Linked DNA regions of Homo sapiens: region 2 is linked to region 1. A link is a loop called in an ENCODE intact Hi-C map of the cell type or tissue named here. Cell type or tissue: OCI-LY7. All regions are shown on one strand.

Region 1 (5,000 bases):
GACAAGGAGATGGATAGCTCAGCAGTGTGACAGAGTGTTCAAACAATCCGTCTTGAATAGATGAATTGCATTGCTCTGTCTTTTTGTAATTGTGTCTATCAGAAGGAGAGGTCAAGGCATTGATTGCTTGGATGGTTTGCAAGTAACAAAAGAGAGTGAGGGAGAGAGCAAGGGAGAGAGAATGATTGGATTGTAGTCTGCGAGAAAAAATGATCATTGATTATTTTATGTGAATATGTGGAAGATGTATTCTATGTATGATTATCAAATGTTGTGCATTGAAGGTTTTCAAGCCATATTGTTTGGCATTTTATTATTATTATCGTCGTTATTATTGTTTGGGTGAATCCCAGTCTTAACTTACGGAAGGCAGTTTAATGCATAGATTCTCTCAGCCAAACGGGCTTCAGTGACCTCCCGTGGGGACCTGAATTTCCAGGTTACCTGACCCCAAATCTGTAGTGGAGGGGCTGCTGGACTTGGAGCCAGGAGGTCTGGGTTTTCTGCTGCATCTGCCACCAGTTTGTTGGGCCATTTCCATCAAATCACACCTCTCCCTGGCACCCCAGGCCTCAGTTTCTCCATCTGTAAACTATTTGGTTGGCCTTAATGGTTGGTATGTTCTGTGGTTTCAAAGTTCCCTTTAGTGCAGGCTGGCGGGCACTGTTATGCCATTGTAGGTTTCATGGTTAGTTCTCTCCTCATGTTATGGGCATATGTAGGATTGAGGGCCAGCCTGGAATTTGAAAAGGGAACTAGACAGTGGTGGCAGCAGCTGGGGAAGCCTGGCCAGCTCTTCTGTGTGTTGAGGAGCTCAAGTGGATGGTGGCGATCTCCAGCCAGCCAGTGGGGAGGTTTGAAGCCAAATGACTGCAGAGACATAAAGCAGGTGTTGGGGGGGGGGAGGGGGTGGGGGGTGGGGAAAAGGAAGGGTTGGCCCAGCTCTGGACTCTGAGCATCTACAGATAGAGCAGAACTGAGCTGCAAGGTCCTGAGTTTCCTGAATATACAGGGGCCCAGCAGGCAACAGCAGCCGATCCCTGGGGAGAGACACCCCCTCCCTCAGAGTTCCCAAACCGGCCTCATCTGTAACTCCTATGACTGGTTCACCCAAATTATCCTAAACATTCATCTCTTGAGTTTGGGAGCCGCTGTGTATAAAACAATGAGAAATTTCTCACAGTGACTGGTGATGCGCTGAAACATCGCTGCCTTGTAGGAGCAGACAGCAGCTGAATGAAGATCAATAGGGTTTTCCCCCCTGGAAGTAAATAGCTTCAGACAAGACCTGGGAGTGGCCCGCGGGGCCTTAGAGAGCATTAACTTGAGGAATTTCTACCTCCACTTTTCAGCCCAGCTGCTGCTGTTAGCCCCAGCTTTCCTCCTTCTCAACTGGAGTTTAATTTTCTTCCTGATGCCTGCCTCGCACTTCGCTAAACAGTCTTTTGATGTCAGAATGACCTAGGGTCTTTAGAGGTGGTTTATGCAAGGTGAGCCAGGCACCCTGGCCTCACTAGGCTCTTCCAAGGTCACCTGCATCCTCCTGTAGCCGGCAGGATGGCTGACCTCAGAAGTCCAGCTCATGTGCTGTTTTCAAAGGGCTTTGCAGGATGGCTCTTTATCCCCGACCCCTCCAGAAATGCAAGCTGCCTCCAACCACTCCAGAAATGCAAGCTGCCTAGTGGCTTTTAGGATCCTTTGTGGGGCTGTAAGCCTTCCTGAATCCCCACGTTCCCACAGGCACTCTGTGCCTGTCCCAGGAAACAGTCCCCTCCATGGGGGAGGAAGCACAGATGCCCCCGTGGGCTGTGGAACTACCCCTCCTCTTGAGAGAAGTATAAGGCCATATGTAGGACAGACTGCAGGCCTGCTTGGTGAAGGGGGTTCTTTTAGCAGGAGACCTGTTTGATCTCAGTGACTGGGACTGTTTCTGGTCTGCTGAGGTGGCGCCTCCTCTACTTGCCACAGCAGCTGCCCCTGTCTCTTCCTTGCAGCTGCAGCCTGGCTTGCCTTGCTTGCTCAGGACCTTCCAGAGGGAACTGAAACAGCGGGTGCTTCACTCCACTGGGCAGCACGGAGAGGAACTGGGGGACTTTGCACACCCCGCCTGGCAACAGAGAGGACCAATGTTGCAGGAGCAGGGCCCTCGTTGAGGCTAGCACCCAGCAGGCACTCGCTTGTCCTCCAGAGGCCAGTGTGGTAGGGCTGCAGCTCTGGGAAGACAGATGCACTAAGGGCCTGCCTGGTATGGAAACGGAGCTGATGCGGATGGGGCTGGCGCCTTGGCCTTGGGCTTGATTCCTGGAATCGCTCTTCTCCCAGGTGCTGATTCTTCAGCAGCAGCACCAGAGGGCAGTGTGCCTGTGCTGAGACGGCCACCGCAGTGTCTTCTGCCTGGGGCCCCACCTGGGTCTGGAGCAAAATCAAAATAATGAAACAACAATGACAACAGCCATATGATGGCTCCAATTTATTGTGCAATTATTAGCCACTAAGCACTGTGCCAAATGCTTTTCAAACAATGACTCATAGTGTGGGTAAATAGTAAGTGCTCAATAAATGGAGCCATAGGGCTCTTCTCTTCATCTTAGGTAGCCTTCACAACCTACAGACATTATCCCATTTTACAGGTGAGGGAACTAAGCTTGGTGGCGTCACTTGCCCAAGATCGCACAGCCAGTGAGCGGTAGAAGTGGGATAAGAAGTATGGTGTGCCTGCCTCTGGATCCCATGCATTTAGCTGGCTGTGCCATCTGGAGATGGCAAGAAACAGTTTTTAAGGGGCTGAATGCGGTGCCCCTACCCCCACTCCCCATTCTGGTTGCTGAGTGAGGTCTCACTGGCTGGGCTATGTTGGTCCTCCTCTGGGAGGATGGCCATCTGGGCTCTACCACTCTGAATTCCACTAGCACTAGTTTTCAGTGTCAGACTGGCCTTGCTGATGAGCTGTGTGGCATATTTGCCTCCTCCAGGGCCCAGGTGTGGATGGTCTTTCCCAGCCTTCCTACCAATACACATCCTTCCATGTACTACATCCCACATTGTCCTGGCTTCTGGACTCTGCTTGAGGCTTTAATCTAAGCCCTAAATAAAGGACGGACTCACCCTTGGGTGAGGCCAGTTCACCTACAGGGATCCCACTGTTCTGGGGTCTGTAGTCTACATGTCCCCACTGGAACCACCAGGCTGTCCTCAAAGACATTGTCAAAGCCTTGAGGAAACCCAAGGGCCTCGTGTCTGTGTCTCCTTCACCTCCATCCTCCTCACCCAGGGACCTGGAAAGAGAAGGTGGTTGGAGAATTAGCTGTCTTTGTTATTCCTTCCTTCCCTCACTTCCCGTTTTCCTTCCTTAGTCCTGTTCCTTCTTGCCAACATCCCTTCAAGGCTAATAGGTTTTTATGGTCGTTTTATTTTTAAGCAAGAGTCACATCCTGACCTTCTAAATTGGGCCTGCTGCCTCTGGGTCCTGGAACATGTGTTGCTGTGTCACAGACACCGTGGGTTGGGCATGGGGACCTGGATGCAAGAGTCTTCCTAATCCACCATTCCGTCTACAAGAGCAAAGGCAAACCCAGACTTACCCTTCTCTGTCTGCAGTATTCCTTCTCCCATGGGGCCAGGGGAGCCTGGGATAATGGTGGCTGCCAGGGACTGAGCTGTCTGGAAGTGAGGGGAAGCTGCACTGCCCAAAGTCACTACAAAGGTGACAGATTTGAGACAGGCATGGTCAGAAGGGTTATGTTACTTTGCAGGGCCTCCATTTCCCCATCTGTAAAATGGGGATGATACTGCCCATTGGGTTAAATACGTGTGACGTCTTTTCAAAAGAGCTTACATGCTGTCCACACTTGAGCGTTTCTTTTTGCCCTTGGAGGAGTCTGTGCACAGGGCTGGGTGTAGGGTGATGCTAGGGAGACCTCCAGGGAGCTGACTCTAAGGAGGCCCTCAAATGAGGACCCTTTGCTTGCATGACTGACCATGAGAGGGGGTGCCTCCTTAAATCCTGGCCCTGACCCAGCATCTGAATTTGCTTCTGGAGTATGCTTTTCCTCCCACTTATCTTTGTGCTCCAGAGACAAATCCTAATTGAGCATGATTTGGAGAGATCAGACCAAATTGAGGGCCAGGGGACTGGGTTTGAGGACAACAGGTTGTTCAGATTTTCTTTTGTTTCTCATAGCCACATTTCATAGCAGCCATGCCCCTAGAGCCGTCTGCCCTTCCTTCCTTTGTTTTATTTCCTTTGGAAATCGCCTCCAGGGTCCACACTGCCTCTCCCTAGTCACAGCTCAGCTGCCCAGGTCCTTCTCCTTGCTTCCTTTGACCTTTATGCCTTGTTTACTAACAGTATTGACCTTGGCCATGGTTTTCTGGGGGTGAGTCGGTATCTAGGCTTTCTCTAATGCATGTGCATTGTGCCTCCCCCACTAGACAAGGAGCTACCCAAGGGTGTCTCAGGCCATCTCTCCCCCATCACTTCCAAGAAACAGAATGATTTTTTTTGGAGTCAATAATATATTTCATTGATTCTAAGATGGGATTTTTTTTTCACATTTTCATATCTCTGACATCAGCTCGTGTCTCACATGTCATGTCTAAGTTTACTTGCAGAATTTTTTCTTTCTTGGCACTCCAAGAAAGAATGGCATGTCTTGGGTCTGATGAAATGTGGTGGATCTATTTTTGAACGTGAGTCCAATGTGTACTTGCTGTGTGACCTTGGGGAAGTCACCGCACCTCTGAGCTTCCATTTCCTCATCTATAAAATAGAAGTATTAACGTTAGGTTGAACCACGTGCAGCTATTGTTGACCTACAAAAATCTTGTGGTTGACCCTTACAGTATTGTCTGCATAGCGTTATTGTGAGGATTAAAGGAGATAAAGTACGTAAAGCTCTTTGCATAGTGCCCGATGCTTAATAAATTTTAGGAGAAAAAAGAGAGTTCCCCAAGGGTGGGGCCACATCTCCACCGACTCTGAGCTCTGAGGCTGTCTGCAT
Region 2 (5,000 bases), 140 kb after region 1:
TCATTCAGTGTCTACTCTTTTAAGCCTTGCTCTTTGCTTTGTCTCGTATCCGTGAGATTGTCTACGTGGTTGAATATACTGGTCTTCATTGATGTACAGTGTTCTGTTACATGAATATGCCCCATTTTAAACAAATCCATTTCACTTTTGTTACACTTATGTGTTGGTTTCTGCTTGGGGCTATTACCTGCATTCCTGCTGTGGACGTTCATGTAGATGTCTTGTGATGCACATGTATACTCATTTTTGTTGGGTATATACTTAGGAGTGGAAGTATGCGGGTCACAGTATGTACATATGTTCAGCTAAACAGTTATCCAAAGCTGCTGCACAGTCTGAACTCCCCACAGCTATGTTTGAGAGTGGCACTTGCCCTACATCTTCACTAGCACTTGGTAAAGTCAGTTTTATTTTTAAATTTTGGCCATTCTGGTGGTTTCTGTAGTGAGTCTCATTATATATATATAGTGAATCTCTGTCTCTCTCTCTCTCTCACTCTCTCTCTCTCTCACTATATATATATATATATATTTTTTTTTTTTTTTTGAGATGGAATTTCACTCTTGTTGCCCAGGCTGGAGTGCAGTGGTGCCACCTCAGCTCATTGCAACCTCCGCCTCTTGGGTTCAAGCAATTCTCCTGCCTCAGCCTCCCAAGTAGCTGGGATTACAGGCATCCACCACCACACCCAAATGATTCTTTGTATTTTTAGTACAGGTAGGGTTTCATCATGTTGGCCAGACTGGTCTCGAACTCCTGACCTCGTGATCCACCCACCTCAGCCTCCTAAAGTGCTGGGATTACAAGTATGAGCCACCACGCCCCGCCTATATTCTTGATTTATATATTATTGCATCCTTTGTTGGAGAGATATCTCTATTGCATATATGCATTACATGTGGGCTTCCCTTTACATTCTCTTAACAGTTTCTTTTGAGGAGTAAAGTTCTTAATTTAAAGAAGTCCAATTTATCAATATTTTCCATTATGGTTAATGTATTTTGTGTTGTTTGAGAAGTCTTTGTCTAACCTAAGGTTATGAAGATATTTTCTCATTTTTTTCCTAGAAATGCTGTTGTTTTATCTTTCATAGTTAGCTCTGTGATCTATCTCACATTGATTTTCTGTGTATGGTGGGAGGCAGGGGTTTGGGCTTATTTTTTCTATACAATGCTGATGGGAGTAAAACCTTCCATTTCTTAGGAGAACTATTTGGCAGTATCTACTAAAGCTTGTGCCTATAACGATGTTTCTAGCCACTTTAATGGTAATAATCAAAAGTTAGAAGTAAATTAAAGGTCCATCAGTAGGAGAATGGATAGATTCGGATATAATTATACAATGGAATTTTAATCAGCAATTAAAAAAAGAATAAACTTTCTCCACTCAACATCATAGGTGAACCTCACAGATATAGTATTGAGTGAAAGAAAAGAGATTTCCTCTGGGAGAGGGAGTAGTGTGCAGTGAGTGGATATTGACTGGGAAGGAGCAAGAGAGACCCTTCTTAGGTGTTGGAAACGCTCTGTAGCTTGACTGAGATAGTGTAGCATACATGAGTGCATGACGTATGAATGAAATTATATGTGAAAATTCATAACAGTCATGTGCTTAACATTAATGCACTTTACTATATTTTATATCTCAATAAAAAAATTAAGTGCCATCTTTCTGCAACCCTCAATGTCCCTGTGATGACATGCCTAAGACAGATACCATCCCTCTGCTATGACTGGCAACACCACTGTCACACCTTGGCACATTCCTGCTGTTGGATCACACTCCCCTTTGGGTACCCTCTATCCCTCAGGGAGAGCCCCATGTTCCATGATCTTTATTTTTTCTTCTCATCTTTGGTTTTTTAAACAGCATTCTCCTGAGGCATCTTTAGGACTCTTCCAAGGAACCTGGGGCTTGGGGCAAATTCTAATTAATCCAGAAATAATTCATTTTCCCTAGACAGAAGTCCTCGTCATTGCTTTCTTCCCCTCCAGCTGGATCCAGCCACCTCGGGCCCTGTGGGGGGAGGGGACACAGAGGCATAAAGCCTGGCACCACCTGCCCTGCCAGCTCTGCTTGAATTAGTCCTTCCCTCCACATGAGGCCGGGGGCCTTTCCCTGTTAAAATGGACTTTCTCTTATTGTCTTTATCTTTTCATGTTTTGTGGAAATTAAAAGATGAGTGACTTCCAGGCAGCGCCAGAGGCAGCAGCAGCGCAGAGAGTGTCTGTGTTTTCTTCCAAGGCTGACCGGAGTGGGCCTGGAATTGACCCAGGGCTCCCCAGGCTCCTCCGCCTTCACTTATTCTCTGGGCTGCTCAATTCCTTTTAAGACACAAATTGATTGGGATAATTTTTGCCATAACTACAATTGCCATGGAAAGGGAGTGGGGGGACAGCATTCAGGCTGTGGACTCCTGCAATGACTGTGAACCATTGAGTTACTGTAAAATGACCAGAAAATGGATTTAAAATTGAAGCCACAAATAATGTAATTACTGCAGTGTGATCAGGGCTGCCAGAACAAGAGTTGGCTGCTGCCCTGGAAACATCTGGAAGAAAAGCTGCTGCTGCTGCTGTAAGCCCTGCCCTGGTCCCTGTGGGGGCAGCAGTGTTCTTCCCAGCTGGGAAGTCCTCAGAGGGTGGAAGGAACATGGAGGAGACAGGAAAGGGGAGGTGGAGAGAGGCCAGGGAAAAGCAATAGGTGAAGGCCAGGACTGATGCTTCCTGCTATGCAAGAGTAAAGTCTAATCACTGCATCTCTTGCAGAATGAAACCCAGTGTGGTCATCATCATCATCACCACCATTGACTCTACTATCAACACCAGTACACCAGCACCACAATTACTGTTTTCACCAGCAACAATGGTATCATCTCCACTCTTAATATCAGCACCACCAACACTACCCCCACTGTCATCACCTCCATCACTGCCATGACAGCAACATCTTCATCATCACCAGTCTCATCAGCACCAACATCTCTGCCACCATCCCACTGATACTGTCAGTACCATCAACGTTGTGATCACCTCCTCTCTCATCAATGCTGACATCCCGTCATCCCCTGTCATTATCACCACTACAGTGAAGGCACCAACACATTTATCATTGTCAGTCTCATCAACACCAACATCAACATCACCATCCCGCCATTACTATCACAACATCAACATGATTAATTTCACCCTCAGCAATGCCGTCACCATTATCATCATTGGCAGCCTCACAATATGGTCTTTAGTATCACAACGATTTCAGTTGCCTTTGTCATAATCCTCACAGTCTGTGTCAAAATAAAAGTCACTTCTTTGAAGAACACTCTTACAATCCTCTGCATCATCAGACTTTGTGTTGGTCCACTCTCCCTTGCCTTGGTCCAACAACATGCCCAGACCTTGGACATGACCTAAGAGGCCAGGCCGTGTAATGGTAGCAGTGGCAGGGAAGCCTGGACCTGACTGCTTCAAGGCATCAATCAATGAAGGAAATCTAAGAGGCAGATGCGTAGAGGTGGTGGTGGGAGGGAATGAGACATTCAAATCATTCAACCAAGTCTTCAAACTGAAGGTGTTCCAGGAAAAAGAATAGACAGATAATATAGTGGGACAGAAACCAGAGGCATCAGGGGACAGCTAGAAGGGTCAAAACAAAGGTAGGAGAGAGTATGAGGGAAACCTACAGGGTTTACAGGGTGCCCACGGCCTCAGGCTTGGGCAAGCCCTGGACTGCTGTCACTCACTGTTACCATCTCTTCCATGTTGGTACCCAGCTCCCATGGTTGCAGAGTGACTCACACATGGCCTCCTTCCTCAGGAAGTGCCTAATCTGAAGGGGACAAGGTTGTCGGGGAAGATATGCAACACCCCCAGACGGCAGAAGAATAGCACGAATGGGCAGTGAGGGTGCAGGTCCGAGCATGGCCTCCTTGGGGAGAGGGAACTGAAAAAAGAACTAGTCCTAAATTTGACAATTCACCAGCAAACCCAGAGTTCCTGTTTTTAAAGCATTTATTATCACTGTGGTTTGTCTCACACACCTGCTCACACCAAGGGCTACCCAAGGCATGTTGACTCAAAGGTGACAAGAGCAGGAACAAGATGGTGCTTCCCCGACTTGGCTCCCAGTCCCAGAACTACAGAAGCACCAGGAGGATGCCATGCCCCCGTTGTATGTGCTCTCCTGCACCTGGCCTTGGCCACAATGAATCCTGGGTTGCCCAGGAGATACCCTCTGTACTGGCACTGCTGCTGTTCTGCCCCGTGTTACAGGGGGCTCCAGCAGACCCCTAACAAAAACTAGCCAGCTCATCACATTGCTATATCTTTCACCTTGCCCTTAAGTGGCAATCTCTGGTGTTCCTGGTAGAAGTACAGATTTCAGGAAAAATAACTTCTTTATATAAAATCTCCCATTTCCAGGAGGCAGTGGGAGTGGTGGATGTGAGTCAACAGGAAACACAACCCAAGACCACATATTCTGATGGATTCAAAACTACCCTGTACCTCTGGATCAATCTGGATCAATCTGGACCATCCTTAAGCCCAGGCGAGAGGGACCCTTTCCCAGGGCCTGTGCTTTGATGTCTTGCCCTCTGCCTCCTCTGGTTGGCCTCTCCTCCCGGGACAAGGAGTCAGTGGGACCAGGGGACATACCCACCAGGAGCCTGTGCCCTGCCCTTCCAGACTTTCCTCTAAGGATCTAGAACCCTGAATTTCCTGCCCACTTGCCCCTGAGCCCACTTCTAGGACATGCGTGGGCCTCTTCCTTGGGTCTGTCTTCCAGAGGGAAAGCCATACTTGCAGGAGGTGCACTTTTAGGCCCTAAGGGTGACCAAGGGGCAGCTGTTTGCAGTGGGTGTAGACAGTGTTTGGACATAAGGGCTGGGGTTTCCACAGAGAATGCAAGGCCCCTTATGGTTCAGGATGGAGCCAGTGGTAAAAGAGAAAGGGGGAGAATGGGGTCCTGGTGCTACCTCTCCCCATGTCACTGTGTAGGAG

What was found. Hi-C counts contacts between places; a loop is a spot of excess contacts. Peaks named below come from ENCODE experiments on the same cell type or tissue, not always from the same donor. Only the 100,000 strongest peaks of a DNase experiment are listed, where the experiment ranks them.
Region 2: it touches region 1 in a loop (6-fold over the local background); 1 of 110 quality-filtered maps calls a loop at or near these places.

The regions. Positions count from the first base shown.
Region 1 is chr1:37,026,453-37,031,452 of GRCh38, reverse strand. The region is part of intron 1 of GRIK3 (glutamate ionotropic receptor kainate type subunit 3); the gene reads left to right. Among named protein-coding and RNA genes, the nearest start is that of GRIK3, 5.6 kb to the left of the region's middle. RefSeq lists an enhancer at 2,165-2,214. In OCI-LY7, CTCF peaks have their summits at 2,115 and 2,314 (motif pointing right); DNase peaks (open chromatin) are centred at 852 and 2,012; H3K4me3 peaks cover 3,577 bases; H3K27ac peaks cover 4,632 bases.
Region 2 is chr1:36,883,303-36,888,302 of GRCh38, reverse strand. All of the region lies in intron 2 of GRIK3 (glutamate ionotropic receptor kainate type subunit 3), which reads left to right. Among named protein-coding and RNA genes, the nearest start is that of GRIK3, 150 kb to the left of the region's middle. In OCI-LY7, CTCF peaks have their summits at 2,370 and 2,581; DNase peaks (open chromatin) are centred at 3,312 and 4,022; H3K4me3 peaks cover 2,387 bases; H3K27ac peaks cover 2,844 bases.